Regions from separate parts of the Homo sapiens genome. Here region 2 is linked to region 1. A link is a contact called in ENCODE Hi-C or POLR2A ChIA-PET data. All regions are on one chromosome and are shown on one strand. Each heading gives the region's core, a stretch centred on a gene start or an enhancer-like site at or near the end of the contact. The rest is flanking DNA. Distances are from core to core; before and after follow the strand shown. Region 1 has its middle 46 kb from the start of SRRM1. Region 2 overlaps CLIC4 (chloride intracellular channel 4).

Region 1 (5,877 bases), core at 1,806-4,305:
CTAAAGTGATCCACCCATCTCAGACTCCCAAGTAACTGGGACCAAGTAACTGGCTAATAAAAAAAGATTTTTTTTTTTTAGTAGAGAAGAGGTCTCACAATGTTGCCCAGGCTTGTCTTGAACACAAGCTGAAACGATCCTCCCGCCTTGTCCTCCCAAAGTGCTGGGATTGCAGGTGTGAACCACTGTGCCTGGCCTAGGTTCTTTTTCTTCTTGAAGTCTCTGGGCTCTGCCTTCCTCTGTATGTTGACTTCATTCTCAACAGAAATTTTTGGGAATAAGAGCTACTGCATCTCTAGCTCTCACATCCCCTTAACACACTGTCCAGGGAAAGAGAGTACCTCTTCCAGTACTCCTGTAGAAATGAAAAGCAGCTTCTCTCCCTCAAAAAGCTCCACTGACTTCTCTTGGCAAATCCTTGGCTCTGACTGAGGTAGTGTTCATTTCTGTGACTAGAGAGATTGGATGCATATGGCTTCTCCTCCAGGGTCATCAGAGCCCACCCTGGAAGAGTGCTACCAACCCCACCCACTAGCATAGAATTCCAGTAGAGCCCAATATGGCTCTGATGGTGGGAGAGACAGGGAACATATGCTGGGAAGCCATGTAATAGCCATGACATCGGGGTAGTACGTGGAAGGCTCAGAACAGAAAATTCCCCACAGGCCCCAGAACATCCTCTAGAGCAGCAGTCCCCAACCTTTTTGACACCAGGGACCAGTTTTGTGGAAGACAATTTTTCCACAGGCAGCAGGAGCATGGTTTCAGGATGAAATCTTCCCACCTCAGATCATCAGTCATTAGATTCTCATAAGGAGCACAAAACCTAGATCTCTCAAATGCACACTTCACAGTAGGGTTCGTGCTCCTATGAGGATCTTTTTTTTTTTTGACTGGAAGTCTAGCTCTGTCACCCAGGCTGGAGTGCAGTGGCTCGATCTTGGCCCACTGCAACCTCCGCCTCCCGGGCTTAAGCGATTCTTCTGCCTCAGCCTCCTGAGTAGCTGAGACTACAGGTGCGTGCCACCACACCCGGCTCACAGTGAGCCAAGATTGTGTCACTGCACTCCAGCCTGGATGACAGAGTGAGACTTCATCTCAAAAAAAAAAAAAAAAAAAGGCCAGGCACGTGGTGGCTCACACCTGTAATCCCAGCACTTTGGGAGGCTGAGGCGGGTGGATCATGAGGTTAGGAGTTCGAGACCAGTCTGGTCAACATGGTGAAACCCTGTCTCTACTAATAAGGCTTAGAGGTGAAGGGGTGGGTTCTGGAGTCAGACAGACAAGATCTAAATCCTGGTTCTATTGCTCACCAGCTATGTGACTTTCTTTTTTTTTGAGACAGATTCTGCCTCCCAGGCTCAGGAGATCTTCCTGCCTCAGCTCCCAGAGTAGCTGGGACTACAGGTGCGTGCCATCACGCCTGGCTAATTTTTTTGTAGAGATGGGGTTTCTCCATGTTACCAAGGCTGGCCTCAAACTCCTGGGCTCAAGCAATATGCCTGCCTTGGCCTTCTAAAGTGCTAGGATTACAGGCGTGAGCCACCGCGCCCAGCCTATGTGACCTTTGTGTGCCTTGGTTCCTTCATCTATAAAATGGGAGAAGAATGCCCAGGAACACAGGTGGAAGAATTAATGAGATGCAGTAAGGGCTCAGTGCTGGAATTACAGGTGGGAGCCACCGCACCCAGCCTGTGTGAAAATTTTAAGAATTAGAATCAGGCCGGGCACCGTGGCTCATGCCTGTAATCCCAGCACTTTGGGAGGCCAAGGCAGGTGGATCGCTTGAGCCCAGGAGTTCAAGACCAGCCTGGGCCACATGAAAAACCCAGTCTCTACAAAAAAATTTTTTTAATTAGCCAGGCATGGTGGCATGCGTCTGTAGTCCCAGCTACTTGGGAGGCTAAGGTGGGAGGATTGCCTGAGCCCAGGAGGTCGAGGCTGCAGTGAGTTGTGATCATGCCATGTACTCCAAGCCTGGGCAACAGTATGAGACCCTGTCTAAAAAAAAAAAAAAAAAAATCAGAATCACTTTGCTCTAAAACAGATCTTTCAGATAATAAGAGCAGAGCTATGGCAGCCAGGTGTGGTGGCTCACACCTGTAATCCCAGCACTTTGGGAGGCCAAGGCCAGCGGATCATCTGAGGTCGGGAGTTGGAGACCAGCCTGAGCAACATGGAGAAACCCCATCTGTACTAAAAATACAAAAATTAGCTGGGCATGGTGGCACATGCCTGTAATCCCAGCTATTCAGGAGGCTAAGGCAGGAGAATAACTTGAACCTGGGAGGTGGAGGTTGCGGTGAGCCAATATCACACCACTGCACTCTAGCTTGGGCAACAAGAGCGAAACTCCACGTCAAAAAAAAAAAGAAAAAAAGAGTAGAGCTATCTGTAGCTATTAAAGAAGAGAAAAAATAAGAGGAAAACAATATTTGCTGAGGATTTATTATGTACCAGGCATGGCACTAAACCTGTTTAGAGGTCCTGTCTCATTTAATCCTCACAGCCTTATGAGGTAAATACTATTATTAACCCTGTTTCACAGGTAATGAAACAGATGCACAGAACAACTGAGTGTGTTCATTGACTGTCATTCATTCACTCAATGCCTCGCCTGTGCCAGGCCTTGGGGACTCCCCAGTACACAAAGTAGACAAAGGCCCAAGTCGCCTGCTGTTGAAGGACTAGAAAGTGGGTTCCCTAGGACCCTCGGGGGAGCGTCTTCAGAGCCCAAGTGCATGACCACGATGGAACGGGATCCTCATGAAGTAGTGAGTTTCCTGCCACTGAAGGTATGCAAGTGAGAGCTGGGGACTTGCTGGGAAGGAATTCCCGCTTGGGATGGGCTGGAGCCAGTGGACGGCAGGAGCCCTGTAGCTGTTCTTCAAGTTCTGCAATCCTACAGGGAACCTCTGAGCACTGAATCAAAGCCTCCCACTTGCAGGATAAAAGGTGGGGAGGAGGAAAAAGGAAAGGGGAAGAAAGCATGGAGAAGCCGGAGGGGCAGGACTGACCTCAGGGCATCAGCTCCACAGCAGGCACCCAGGCCCGGGTGCCACCTAGTGGAAGGCTCAGAAAACGAAGAGAAGGCCAGAGAGAGGGACAGAGACGAAGAAATTGAGAGTGACGGATGAGTGTGTCCCTGAGCTAACTCAGGAGCCCTACCTCAGTGTCCCAGACCCTTCTGAATAATGACACTGGATATAGTGAAATTTAAGACTTTTTTCCCCTGTATTTTGACCTCTCTAAAGTCAGATACGTCTTACAATGAATGCGGTGGTGGTTTAATAGGTGGTGGTGCATCCTACAATTGCACGTATGTAAGATTTGATGGAACACTGAAAACTGTCATTGATGGAGCCCTTGTGACATGCCAGGCATGAGCTAAGCCCTCTACCTGTATGATGTTATTGAATCCATGCCCATTTAACAGAAGAGGAAACAGAGGAGGCTGAGGGAGGTGAAGTCATGTGCCCAGGTCTCACAGTAAGTATGTCTGTGGCTGAGAAGCTGGCTGCAGGACTGCTGACCACTGCTACACTGCACAGCTCCCCTCTCTGTGTCACCAGTCACCTTGTTTTATCACTGCCTGAGTGTCCCCTGGCTCCCACCCTCGACCCCTGCCCACATGCCATGATCTCCGCTGGGACAGGGCCTGTGTTTCATTTGTCTAATTTAATGCTCACAAAAACCCTGTGAAGGTGGGTACCATCACTACCATTTGACCTACAGAGGTTAAAGTTTAAATAAATAGAAGCATCTGGCTGGGTGTGATGGCTCATGCCTGTAATTCCAGCACTTTGGGAGACCGAGGCGGGCAGATCACTTGAGGCCAGGAGTTCCAGACCAACCTGGCCAACATGGCAAAACCCTGTCTCTACTAAAAATACAAAAATTAGGCTGGGCATGCTGGCTCACGCCTGTAATCCTAGCACTTTGGGAGGCCGAGGCGGGTAGATCACCTGAGGTCAGGAGTTCGAGACCAACCTGGTCAACATGGTGAAACCCTGTCTCTACTAAAAAATACAAAAAAAATTAGTTGGGCATGGCACGCTCCTGTAATCCCAGCTACTCGGGAGGCTGAGGCTAGAGAATCACTTGAACCCGGGAGGTGGAGGTTGCAGTGAGCCGAGATTGCACCACTGCACTCCAGCCTGGGCGACAGAGCAAGACTCCGTCTCAAAAAAAAAAAAAAAAAGTATGCTATAATTCTAGTTCATATTATGCCCAGTGAAAAAAAGAATATTAAATATTATGTGTATCTGGTATGATCCTGATATTTGTAGCTATGAATGTACTTATAGAGAAAAAACCTGACTCATTTTATATATTAGAGGAGAGGAGCTCAGGGTGGGTTCGGTGTAGCCAGGTAGGACATTTGACCTAGGACAGGTGTCTTTGATTATATTAGGATGGTGGGATTGCCAATAATTTTTTCTCTAGATTTTTATGTTTTCCAAATTCTCTAAAAATGAGCATGTCTTTTTAAAATTAGAAAATATCCTATAAGGCCAGGCGCGGTGGCTCACGCCTGTAATTCCAGCACTTTGGGAGGCCAAGGAGAGCAGATCACTTGAGGCCAGGAATACCAGACCAACCTGGCCAACATGGCAAAACCCTGTCTCTACTAAAAACACAAAAATTAGGCTGGGCACAGTGGCTCATGCCTGTAATCCTGGCACCTTGGGAGGCCGAGGCGGGTGGATCACCTGAGGTCAGGAGTTTGAGACCAGCCTGGTCAACATGGTAAAACCCCGTCTCTACTAAAAAAATACAAAAAAAATTAGCCGGGCATGGTGGCACATGCGTGTAATCCCAGCTACTGGAGAGGCTGAGGCTGGAGAATCAGTTGAACCTGGGAGGTGGAGGTTGCAGTGAGCCAAGATCATGCCACTGCACACGCCAGCCTGGGCAACAGAGCGAGACTTTGTCTGAAAGAAAAAAAAAAGGCATCTAAAATTATTTTTAAATGACTGGGTAAGAAATTTACAACGGGGAGGACTGTGGCTGTGTTTTGATGTTGGCATAGGGGTGACTTTTATTTATTTTCCAATTTTCCTGGCCATAGAAAACACTTTTAAAATGTATGCTATAGCCGGGCACAGTGGCTCACACCTGTAATACCAGCACTTTGGGAGGTCAAGGCGGGTGGATCACCTGACGCTGGGAGTTCGAGACCAGCCTGACCAACATGGAGAAACCCTGTCTTACTAAAAATACAAAATTAGCCGGGCGTGGTTGGCACATGGCTGTAATCCCAGCTGCTCGGGAGGCTGAGGCAGGAGAATCACTTGAACCCGGGAGGCGGAGGTTGCGTTGAGCTGAGATCACACCATTGCACTCCAGCCTGGGCGACAAGAGCAAAACTCTGTCTCAAAAAAAAAAGAAAAAAAGAAAAAAAAGAAAAGAAAATATCATATTAAATGCATTTATAAGTCCAACAAAGATTTGGACAAGAAAGGACATACCAGGCTAGGTGCAGTGGCCCACCCTGTGATCCCAGCACTTTGGGAGGCCAAGGTGGGAGGACTGCTTGAGCTTAGGAGTTTGAGACCAGCTTGGGCAACGTGGCCAAACCCCACTTCTACCAGAAATACAAAAATTAGCTGGGCCTGCTGGCATCCGCCTATAGTCCCAGCTACTCAGGAGGCTGAGGTGGGAGGATGACTTGAGCCCAGGAGGCGGAGGGTGCAGTGAGCTGAGATCACGCTATTGCACTCCAGCCTGGGCGACAGAGCAAGACTCTGCCCCCACCGGCCCCCGCCCTGGCCACCCCCCACCAAAAGAAAAAGGACATTCCAGGCAGAAACAGCAAGAAGCAAGAAAAGCAAAAGAAAGAAAGTGGGAAATCCCAGGGTATGAGCCTTGAACCAG
Region 2 (5,877 bases), core at 1,085-3,584, 82 kb before region 1:
AGATGGTGAAACCCCGTCTCTACTAATAATACAAAAATTAGCTGGACACGGTGGCGGGCACCTGTAATTCCAGCTACTCAGGAGGCTGAGGCAGGAGAATCGCTTGAATCTGGGAGGCGGAGACTGCAGTGAGCTGAGATCGTGCCACTGCACTCTAGCCTGGGCGAGAGAGCAAGACTCCGTCTCTCTCTATATATATACATTACAAAATTAGTTTCCGCAAAAATTATATATTCAACACTGTATTTCAGCTGTGAAAGTTAATATTCAGAATTCTTGTCTATCTTCTTTGCTGGCCTAAAACTTCAAATATCTGAAGAGTATAACATAGCAGGATGTTTCTTACTGAAATATTTTACTTCGGATTTCAATGCACAGGTTACTCAAATATGATGAAGGAAAATTCTATAAATTTGACTGGCTTTAAAAAAAAAAGAAGAAGAAGAATGGTTCTGTGTCTGCTTTATTTTAGATACAACAAACAAAATCTTTCCTTAAACTTTCTTTCAGGAGCTCACCTGGGAAATAAAATATATTCTTTCGGGTCAAAGAATTCACTCCTGAAATATTTTTTCTTTCTTTGGCAAACTGCCTCCATTATCATGAAGAATTTGTATTGGCTCTATTTTTGTTATCTAATAGATTGCTTCTAATTATGAGAATTTAATTCTCTGGATCTGACGTTGGAATCTCAGGGCTCAACTTTCTGCCTAAGCCTAAGCTTAAGCCAAGCCTAAGGCTACCTTGGCATATAAAATAATACAAACTGGACTGAACATCACCTCCAAGAAATACACCCACTTGACAGATGAGGTAGCAGATCAATTAGGATACACATAGGACTTGAACCTGGCCTTCCAGTTACATAATATTCTAGTTCTCTAAACCAATCTGTTAGGTTTAGACCAATAGCTATATAGTGAGTAGCTAGTTACAAAACCCCAATTACATGTCTCAAGTTCAATAACTGAATACTACTTTTAACTCTGGTATTTTACTATGAGGTAATATAGAACACAATAACAGAAAATATTTAATATATTCTCTCTTACATGCTTATATTCCTATACTATGCACACCAATTTGCCAAAAAACACTAATAAATGCTTACTGAATTAATGAATTATCTCCTATATATAAAGGTTTGTGGTAGGGGGTAGATATAAAAGATGAAGAAAATAGTCCCTTAGTCTTTAGAAGAACATAATAATTTTTTAAATTTAAAATATAAAAAGAAGAAAAAAGAAAATAATCCCTTATCCTTGATCTCCTGGAATTTACATTCTAGCCTGGAACAAAAATGTAATTAAAGGTGATTCAGATGAGTGGCAGAATATAAAAATGCACAAACTGCCCCAAACAGTAGGAAAGAGTAGTTCTGCTAAGGGAACAACATGGTCAGAGAAGGATTCAGAACAGATTCCAACTTAGGCTTGGAGAACATTTAGTTTCATGAACTGATCCCTAAAACCCCGAAATATGTTAAGCTAAACTTTTTACACAATTAGTTGTATTCCAAAGTATTTATAGTAAGATGCGCCACAGATGTGTGTATATAGTTCTTCTCTTCAGAAGCATAGCACGTTCGTAAGGGCTTGAGTGTTTAGGAATGCTTGCAAAGGGCTCTAAGAAGGAACACAAGAGTTGGAAATAATTATTGTAAGAATGCTTTGGGGGACTTTTCAAAGTCCTTATTTGAGAAGGACATGTGCTGTGACCAGAAGCAGATTTATTCCATCATTCCGTTCTATTACAATCTCTCTAACCAGCCAATCAGAAGAAATCCTATTACCATTTAGCCATACTGAGATCTGCTTTAATGGTTAAAAATGGAATAAACCAAGAAAATACTAAGTAAAACACGTTTCTTACAACTTACAAAGATGAGTCCAGCCTCACAGTAAAAATATGTGACAAAGACTCAAGGATAAAACCAACTCAAAAAACAAAAAAAAAAGAAGAAGAATTGGTGTGAGGAAAATGACAAGGTCAAGAAATTAAAGAAGCTAATTTATTTATAACCTCCCCTCAAAGGGAGGCATAAGTGACTATGCTTCATATACAAAGCAACTTTTTAAAAATTTGTGTGCTTGTTTTACAGAAAGATTCCTTATAATTTTTTTATTCTTTTTTTAAAGAAGCAAAGGCAGGCAGACTATAAGACTAATCAGTTTGGTAAGTGAGCCAAAAGCAAGGGGGGAAAAAACAGATCCAAAAGCACTGGCTGATCTCATTAGCTTTGCTTAAGAAACTTTATAGATGTGACTTCACTCCTGGATTACACGTCTATATTTAGTTTATACCTAATATGGATAAAGTCTTGAACCAACAGTCATTTCCTCTCTCCACAAAAAGAAACTTCCTTGCCTTTTTTTTTTTTTTCTACCAACCTCTGAAGGGGGAGGAAGGGAGAAAGGGAGAGGGCAGAAAGAAAAGAACTCACAGAAAAATAATTAACAAATTAGTATATGATTTTTGTTAAACTTGAACCATTTAGACATTTCTCAATTGGAAAACAATCCTAAAATCAAAATATGTGAGGCCAAGCACAATGGCTCATGCCTGTAATGGGAGGCCAAAGTGGGAGGATAACTTGAGTCCAGGAGTTCAAGACCATCTTAGGCAACACAGTGAGACCTCATCTCCACAAAAAAATTAATTTAAAAAAAATTAGCTGGGCATGGTGGCACTGCAAGTCCCAGCTACTCAGGGAGCTAAAGGAGGAGGATCACTTGAGCCCAGGAGGTCAAGGTGGCAGTGACCTGTGATGACACCACTGCACTCCATCCTGGGCAACAGTGAAACTCTGCCTTAAAAAAAAAAAAGACATTCAAGTCAGGTTCCTTAACAAGTTTATAAATAAACCCTCTAAAGTGCTTTATAAAATACTAATTAACCAGGCCCCCAAAATGCAACGAGGTGAGGTAATGGAAATTTTAGTTGCCTTTCAAATTTTACCAAGAGAACTGAAAGCAACCAAAGTCATCTAATGAACCATCTAGGCTCACTAGTTGTTAGTATGTTTTAGAAATATCCTTAAATATTCTCAGAATTTTTTTTTCAGGGTGACTGAAAACAGAACATAAGAAATTCTGTTAGGAAAGCATTCAAGTTTCAAATAAATAGAGAAAAATAACATAAACAAAGTTATTGATTCAGGTTCTGAAATCCCAAAGACGTTAGTACAAATCACAGTACTGCTACTTACTGGCCCTGCAACCATACCCAAACAATGATCTCTCTAATTCTCATGTGTTAAACAGTATTGATAGCACCTATTTCAAAGTTTATATGAGGATTAAATTAGCTAACACATGCAAACGGCTGGCACACTGTGCCTGGCCCATAGTAAGCACCCAATGCTATCTATTACCTCATGACCATTATTCTGGCTTTAGTAGGGAAACAAAAACTTACTGATCATTTTTTATATATCTGTTTATTCTGTATAGTGATAAATTAAGTAGCTTCAGAAAACTTATAACATTATTATAAAATAAAGATTTTAAAGTCACTTCATGATTCTTACATTATGTTTTTTTGTTTGTTTTCTTTTGTTTTGAGACAGAGTCTCACTCTGCCACCCAGGCTGGAGTGGAGTGGTGCAATCAGAGTGGCTCACTACAGCCTCAATCTCCTGCTTCAGCCCCACTAGTAGCTGAGACCACAGGCATGTGCCACCATGCCCCGCTATTTTTAATTATCATTAAATAAATGATAGAGATTATATCTACCAATTACAGACATGCTAAAGTTTTCTTTCTTTTTCTTTTTTTTTTTTTTTTTGGTGAGGCAGAGTCTCACTCTGTCGCCCAGGCTGGAGTGCAGTGGCACAATCTCGGCTCACTGCAACCTCCACCTCCTGGGTTCAAGTGATTCTTCTGCCTTAGCCTCCCGAGTAGCTGGGACTACAGGCACATGCCACCATGCCTCCTAATTTTTGTATTATGAGTAGAGATGGGGTTTCACCATCTTGGCCAGGCTGGTCTCGAACTCCTGACTGACCGCCTCAGCCTCCCAAAGTACAGGGATTACAGGCGTGAGCCACCGCACCCGGCCGACATGTTAATGTTTTAAGCTTTATCATCTCATTGTGGTATAAGATGAAAAAGTCTAAAAACAATAATCTTAGATAGAGTCTAGAAAAATTAGAAGACTTCATTTTTACTCCTTAAAAATTACTAAATATAAAACCTGTAGATCTACACTATCTCAACTTCTTCCAGACAAATTAAATAAAAAGAGCTTAATCTCTTCTCTTTAAGAGAAATGTAGATGTGTTAAAAATATAAGCACGTCTACATTTCCTTTAAAGAAAGCATTAGATAAAGGCTAGTTAATATATGACCTGTTCAGTTGTAAAGGTGAATACCACAAAAATCAAGAAATAGTGAAATTTGGTAGCACAGGAAGCCAAAATCCATAATTCAAAAGTACTTTTACCCAGCACTTTGGGACGCCACCACAAGGGGATTACTTGAGTTCAGGAATTTGGGACCAGCCTGGGCAACATGGCAAGATCCCCATATCTTAAAAAAATGAAAATTTTGGCTGGGCGTGGTGGCTCATACCTGTAATCCCAACACTTTGGGAGGCCAAGGAGGGCGGATCACCTCATGTCAGGAGTCCGAGATCAGCCTGACCAACATGGAGAAATCCCGTCTCTACTAAAAATACAAAAATTAGCCAAGCGTGGTGGCAAGCGCCTGTAATCCCAGCTACCCGGGAGGCTGAGGCAGAACTGCTTGAACCTGGGAGGCAGAGGTTGTAGTTAGCCGAGATCATGCCACTGCACTCCAGCCTGGGCGACAGAGCGGAACTCCATGCCAAAAAAAATATATATATATATAATTTTAATTAAAAATTTTTAATTAAGAGTATTTGTACAGAACCAATAAGATCCTATGTCATAGATTATTCCTCTTTACTTTTGCACTTTCACATTAACAAAAAAGAGAGAGAGGAAAAAAAGAAAAACATTCTCACTACTAATGGACTCTCAAGCTTTAGCTACAAGTCCAGCAAGAGCTGCTGAGGCCGATGGACTAAGATGGCAGAGTCCAATCTGACTGTCCTTTAGTTACCTAGTAAGTGTCAACAGGATCAGGGTTCACTGAAGTTAATTCAAGAGCAAACTCAAGCTTAACCTTGAACTTTTTTTGTACTAACCCTGCTCTTTTGATAAAGAATGAAAAGTTCCCACCTGGTGGTAGTGGCAGTCTGGCAGATGCTTCTAATCCTGAAGGTTGAAACCACATATGGTATATTGAATATAATAAACTAACCATAGGCCAAGCCAACATGGTCTTAATTCTGCATTCCTAAAGGCAAAATAGTAAGCAAACAAGGCTTACTATGAGTTAGACTCTAAGGGCTTTTCTTATATTAACTCTTATAATCTTTACAAAAGCCCAAGATTACCCCAGTGGGGACACCAAGGCAACTAGTGAAGGGTAGAACTAGGATTCAAACACAGGCCACATGGCTCGGGAGTCCACACTCTTAGCCACTACATCAAGCTTGTCCAACCTGAGGTCCGTGGGCCACATGTGGCCCAGGACCACTTTGAATGAAGCCCAACACAAATCCATAAACTTTCTTAAAACATTATAAGGTTTTTTTGGTTTTTCTTTTCTTTTTCTTTTTTTTTTTTTTTTTTTTTTTTAGCTCATCAGCTATTGTTAGTGTATTTTTTGTGTGGCCCAAGGTAATTCTTCTTCCAGTGTGGCCCAGGGAAGCCAAAAGACTGGACACTGCATACTCTAACAGCATAATACTAAAGATCCAGTCTTCCATTATGATGACTCAATTGCCTACTTGAAATATTAATTCAAATGGTCTTCAATTCCAAAAGAAACTATTTCAGCACCTAGACAG

The links. Hi-C counts contacts between places; a loop is a spot of excess contacts on that map. ChIA-PET counts read pairs that join two places held with the same protein, here RNA polymerase II (POLR2A). Pooled maps may share reads with other maps.
Region 2: a loop to region 1 is called in a pooled map, with 3 times the contacts of the local background. The contact joins two enhancer-like sites. A Hi-C loop is called at or near these places in 1 of 168 maps with a recorded cell type or tissue (astrocyte of the cerebellum), 1 of 37 single-sample maps with no recorded cell type and 5 of 50 pooled maps. POLR2A ChIA-PET finds 5 or more read pairs at or near these places in 15 of 52 experiments (AG04449, AG04450, BJ and 12 more).

Annotation. Positions count from the first base shown.
Region 1 is chr1:24,685,914-24,691,790 of GRCh38, reverse strand. No RefSeq gene overlaps it. Among named protein-coding and RNA genes, the nearest start is that of SRRM1, 46 kb to the right of the region's middle. Within about 2 kb of position 3,055, at least 2 of the 41 ENCODE cell types and tissues checked have a DNase peak (open chromatin) inside an H3K27ac peak, as active enhancers do.
Region 2 is chr1:24,766,813-24,772,689 of GRCh38, reverse strand. The region is part of intron 1 of CLIC4 (chloride intracellular channel 4); the gene reads right to left. Among named protein-coding and RNA genes, the nearest start is that of CLIC4, 24 kb to the right of the region's middle. Within about 2 kb of position 2,334, at least 8 of the 41 ENCODE cell types and tissues checked have a DNase peak (open chromatin) inside an H3K27ac peak, as active enhancers do.